Regions from separate parts of the Homo sapiens genome. Here region 2 is linked to region 1. The links are chromatin loops, found by intact Hi-C in ENCODE. Cell type or tissue: Panc1. All regions are shown on one strand. Each heading gives the region's core, and the rest is flanking DNA. Links, peaks and the distances in the headings are about the cores only.

Region 1 (2,918 bases), core at 91-2,590:
CTCAAAGAAAGAAAAGGTCTTATACCAGGAGGAGCTTTACTATCTAGTGAAGGTGCGGGTGGGAACAGTGAATAAACTGCTCTGAAAGTACTCACAATAATAGGAAAATCAGGATCTTATACATGGCTTTAAAAAAATAGACATGAGTTGGAGGGAGGAGTGGGGAGATGTTGGTCAAAGGATACAAAATTTCAGTTAGGAGGAATAAGTTCAAGAGCTCTATTTGTACAACATGGTGAGTATATAGTTAATAACAATGTATAGTATACTTTAGTATACTTAAGAGACTAGATTTTAAATGTTCTCACCACAAAACAAATGGTATGCGAGGTAATGTTAATTAGCTTGATTTAGCCATTCCACAATGTAAACATATTTCAGAATACTATGTTGTATGTCATAAATATATCTAATTTTTATCAATTTAATTTAAAAATTTTAAAAAGACACACATAAAACTTTTTCTAAATGTGAATGACTGAGTGATATAAACAGAGAAAAGAAGCATGAGCTTAATATGGAAACAAGAGTCAACAAAAGCCTCAGGGTAGGATATTCAATATTTAGAATGTCAATCATTTATCATTCTTTTATTTGTACCCATCTGAGTGGTCCTATGCCAGTCTGGAGATGTGTCAAGAAATAAAATAGGGTCTATGAGAATTTTTTTTTTTTTGAGATGGAGTCTCACTCTGTCACCCAGGCTGCAGTGCAGTGGCGCGATCTCGACTCACTGCGAGCTCTGCCTCGTGGGTTCACGCCATTCTGCTGCCTCAGCCTCCTGAGTAGCTGGGACTACAGGTGCCTGCCACCAAGCCTGGTTAATTTTTTGTATTTTTAGTAGAGACAGGGTTTCACCGTGTTAGCCAGGATGGTCTCGATTTCCTGACCTCGTGATCCGCCCGCCTCGGCCTCCCAAAGTGCTGGGATTACAAGCGTGAGCCACCGCGCCTGGCCCTGAGAAATTTTATTTCCGAGAGAGGATGTAGGTAATTTAGGGCTTGGAAAAATTTATAATGAAGGAAAGATCAAGCCCAAATGTTAAGAAAGAGGAGACGAAGTTTGTTCTGCTTGAAAAGGGCTATAAAATTACCTATATCTTTTCCTCACCAAGCTCCCAATCACACTTTTGTTTTGTGTGAAAAATTTCAGTGCTACTTTAATTAATATTTACATGTGAATACCTGTGACTGACTGGGTCTGGATGGTATCTGGCCTGAACTTTTTTTTTTTTGAGACGGAGTTTTGCTCTTGTCACCCAGGCTGGCATGCAGTGGCGTGATCTCAGCTCACTGCAACCTCTCCCTGCTGGGTTCCAGAGATTCTCCTGCCTCAGCCTCCCTAGTAGCTGGGATTACAGGTGTGTGCCACCATGCTCAGCAAATTTTTGTACTTTTAGTAGAGGCAGGGTTTTGCCATGTTGGCCAGGCTGGTCTCCAGCTCCTGACCTCAGGTGATCCACCCATCTCAGCCTCCTAAAGTGCTGGGATTACAGGCATGAGCCACCGCACCCGGCCTGAACTTTAAAGTGTGGAACTGTAGGCCGGGCGCAGTGGTTCCCGCCTGTTAGCATAGCACTTTGGGAGGCTGAGGCGGGTGGATCACCTGAGGTCAGGAGTTCGAGACCAGCCTGGCCAACATGGCAAAACCCCATCTCTACAAAAAATACAAAAATTAGCTAGGCTTGGTAGTGCAAGCCTATAATCCCAGCTACTAGGGAGGGTGAGGCAGGAGAATCGCTTGAACCCAGTGGGAGGAAGTTGCAGTGAGCCAAGATCGCACCACGGCACTCCAGCCTGGGGGACAGAGTGAGACTCTATTTCAAAACAAACAAGCAAAGAGTGGAACTCTAATGTCTCTTCTCCTATTCTCTCTTGAACTCACTCAACTTGACATGTAAAGTCACTGATTTCAGCCACTTCGTTAAATGCAAAAGTCAGTTTTCAGTCATCCTATGTGACCTGTCTGCAGTATCTGATGAAGCTGATAATTTTCTCCATTTTCTTCTCTGGGCTTCTGAAACACCATTCTTACTTCCCTTCCCAACTCACTGGAACCTCCTCCTTAGAACCCTTTGCTGGCTCTTATTTATCTCTTTGTATGCTAATATTTGGAGTGTCCCAAAGCTCTAAAATTGAATATTTTACTTCTCTCTTTGCCTGGGTTTGAATCCCAGCTCTGTCAATTGCTAGCTGTCTGATTAGAAGAAAGTCAGTTAATTTCTCTGAAATTCAGCTTCCTTATTTATAAAATGAGTATAATAAAAGTAGCTACCTCCTACAGTGCTTGTGAAGACAAACTGAATTTATATATGACAGTGCTTAGAACAGTGCTGGACATAGTATGTATTAACTGTTTGTCTTTATTTTTATCATGATGTTCTTTATCACTCACTCCCTTTCATCTGATCTCATGGCTTCAAATTTCATCTATATACTGTTTACTCCAAATTTATCTTTAGTCTGAACTTCTGCCCTGAATTCCAGAATCCTGTATTCAACTATCAGCCGGAATCTTCATTTAGATTTCTAATGAGTATTGCAAATTTTACATGGCAGAACTATTGATTCTGACACAGTTTCCAGTTATCCAGGTGTTCTTTCACATGGCACGTTCAACCCATCAGGAAATCCTGTTTATCTACCTTCAAAATATATCCAGAATCTAACCACTTCTCCCCATCCCCACTGCTACCACCCTCCTCCAGGCCATCATCATCTTTTGCCTGGATTGTTGCACTAGGTTTCTTCCCACCTGTCATGAGACAGACTGGGGGAAGTCAGCCAGAGGAAGGGAGTTTCAGATGGAAATTACAGATCAGATATAGGAGGTAGTGCTAACTAGAAACTTGTAAAACCTGTCAGTAGAAGCAGATTATCTGAGGCTTTGCAAATTTCTTTCTCACGGAAAAGCCCTAC
Region 2 (2,918 bases), core at 330-2,829, 51 kb before region 1:
GCCATGTAGCCTTTCAAACTTTTAAAATGCTGGTCTAACCGTATAGATGACACTGTAAATGTTGTTTTGCAACCTATTTTCCAATTCCTTAGAATAAATTTCTAGGATAAAATTATTAATCAGATAACAAAAGCATTTAACACTTTGACACATACTGCCAAAGCTGCCTTCTGGATTTGTACCAATTCATACCCCTACCAGCGTTGCACATGAATGTCTGTTCTCACAAACACAAATCAATTTAAGAATTATCAATCTTTTAATTTTTGGGATCTGGTATGATAGAACATATTTTTACAAGTTATAGCCATTTGAATTTCTTCTTTCATCCATTTTATCTTTTGCCCATTTTACTACTAGAGTGCTTTTTAATAAGTAGAATTTAACTGATATCCCTGTAGTCTTAACTAGAACATACTTAATATAATTTCATCCTTTTTTCTTATATCAGAACAATGGCTTTTAATCCAATATATTTATGGAAAAAAAAAACTAAGGAAATGTAAAAGACCTATTTTGCCACAGTTCTAATTTAATCATAACCAGAATCTCCAGTGTCTTTTTTTTTGTTTTTGTTTTTGAGATAGGGTTTCGCTCTGTCACCCTGGCTAGAGTTCGGTGGTGTGAACATGGCTCACTGCAGTCCTGAGCTCCCAGGCTCAAGTGATCCTTCCCACCTCAGCCTCCCCAGTAGCTGGGACTACAGGTGCATAACACCACACCCAACTAATTTTTTTGTATTTTTTGTAGAGACAAGATTTCACTGTCACCCAAGCTGGTCTTGAACTCCTGGACTCAAGTGATCCACCCACCTTGGCCTCCCAAAGTGCTGAGATTACAGGCGTGAGCCACCACGCGCAGCCATAAAGGGTACATTTTTAAAAGCACTTCACAAATACGTATTATTCAAGAACAGTTTTTTTCTTTTTTTTTTTTTTTTTTTGAGACCAGGTCTCACTCTGTCACCACGCTGGAGTGCAGTGGCGTAATCAGAGCTCACTGCAGCCTCAACTTCTCAGGTTCCAGCGATCCTCCCACCTAGCCTCCCAAGTAGCTAAGACCACAGTCGCATTCCACCACACCTGGCTATTTTTGTATTTTTTTTGGTAGAGATGGAGTTTCACCAGGTTGCCCAGGCTGATCTGCAACTCCTGAGCTCAAGCGATCCACCCACCTCGGCCTCCCAAAGTGCTAGGATTATAGGCATGAGCCACCACGCCCGGCTAAGAACAGTTAATTTTCCACACACTCAAAGAAATGTTCCATTCTTTGATGGATATATCTGTTACTTAAACAAAAATCCACCTAAGTTTTTCAACATTCTATACAATTCTGCAGGGAATTTAAAAAATCCATTCAGATGTAACTAAATCAGTCCTGTCAAATACACTCTTCCATAATAAAAGATGAAGACACAGAGACAACAAAGAGAAGACAGAGGACAGAGAGAAGAAATTCCCTTCCCCAATCCCATACAGACAGACAACAGACACAAGAAGGAACCACATGGACAGAGAAAGAGAGAAATGAAGAACCACAAGGCTAGTGAGAAAGACTGATATATGTGCTAGGTTGGGAGTGGACAAAAAAGTAAGTACTAAGGCGGGATGGAGGCACTCTGCCCAGGAGAAGGTAGAGGCAGGCATAGCAAATCTAGCTTTGGTAGTAAATTCAAGTCTGTAACAAATTTCCTACAAGGAATTTCTTTATATCTAGTTTAAATTATTTGCCCTGTAGGTGGAGCTATTTCCTCTTACCTGATTTTTCAGTAGAAATTAAGCTCCCATCTTCTCTAATATTTCACGCAACATTTAACTCTTGATTATTTAAAAGAGAGAATATATTATTCTAAAGTAAGAAAATTCACTTACATTTGGCTTTAGGATACAACTAATCAGATGAATACAAACATACACATGGGTCCACAAATCCACCCTCGTAAACTCTGTCCTCCCTCCTTGCCCTCTCCTGTCAGTCTAAAACGTAAAAGAATGGACTCTGAAACAGGCAACAGAAAGCAATCACCAAGAGTTACTTTATCAGAAAATCCTACTTTCCAATGCCTAGAACTCTGGGTAACCATGTGGAAGATTTTTTGGTTATAAGGGTAAACATTAAAATTACCTAAGGGGGTCAGGCGCAGTGGCTCACACCTGTAATCCCAGTACTTTGGGAGACCGAGGCGGCTGGATCAGGAGATCAGAGATCGAGACCATCCTGGCTAACACGGTGAAACCCCATCTCTACTAAAAACATACAAAAAAATTAGCCAGGGGTGGTGGTGGGCACCTGTAGTCTCAGCTACTCGGGAGGCTGAGGCAGGAGAATGGTGTGAACCTGGGAGGTGGAGCTTGCAGTGAGCCGAGATCGCGCCACTGCACTCCAGCCTGGGCGACAGAGCGAGACTCCGTCTCAAAAAAAAAAAAAAAAAATTTACCTAAGGAATCTCCATCTGGATTGGCATCATTTATTTTTATATATTACTCTCATTTACCCCATATGAAAACAGATAGCTTCTAGGGACCTATACCCAGCATTAAGCTTTTCCATTTCATTGTGTAAATAATTCCAACTCTTTTAACCTGTCCTCAGAAATTTCAAGTCCAACCAACTTCATGACTTTTTTCTGAAACTTTTAAGATTTCTTTTCCTCTAAACTGTAGGGTCAAATATGATACTCAGATGGGGAACTTAATATTACTAAGTAGGAGGAAATTACATCAGTTTCCAGTACATCTACCTGTGGAATTAAAATTGTGGTGGCTCATGCCTCTAATCCTAACACTTTGGAAGGCCACGGTGGGAGGATCACTTGAGGCCAGGAGGTCAAGACCAGCCTGGGCAACACAGTGAGATCCCGTCTCTACAAAAAAATAAAAATAAAAATAAAAATTTTTTAACCTAGACGAATGGAAAAA

Evidence for each region. Hi-C counts contacts between places; a loop is a spot of excess contacts. Peaks named below come from ENCODE experiments on the same cell type or tissue, not always from the same donor. Only the 100,000 strongest peaks of a DNase experiment are listed, where the experiment ranks them.
Region 2: a loop joins it to region 1, with 2.3 times the contacts of the local background. A loop is called at or near these places in 27 of 110 quality-filtered maps.

What each region holds. Positions count from the first base shown.
Region 1 is chr14:67,233,473-67,236,390 of GRCh38, reverse strand. The region is part of intron 1 of LOC124903330 (a long non-coding RNA gene); the gene reads left to right. It also overlaps a transcript of GPHN not described here. Among named protein-coding and RNA genes, the nearest start is that of PALS1, 6.5 kb to the left of the region's middle. In Panc1, for the core only: no CTCF peak of the experiment used is centred there; no DNase peak of the experiment used is centred there; H3K27ac peaks cover 2,339 bases.
Region 2 is chr14:67,284,881-67,287,798 of GRCh38, reverse strand. All of the region lies in intron 3 of PALS1 (protein associated with LIN7 1, MAGUK p55 family member), which reads right to left. It also overlaps a transcript of GPHN not described here. Among named protein-coding and RNA genes, the nearest start is that of PALS1, 45 kb to the right of the region's middle. In Panc1, for the core only: CTCF peaks have their summits at 1,495 and 1,704 (motif pointing right); no DNase peak of the experiment used is centred there; H3K27ac peaks cover 1,362 bases.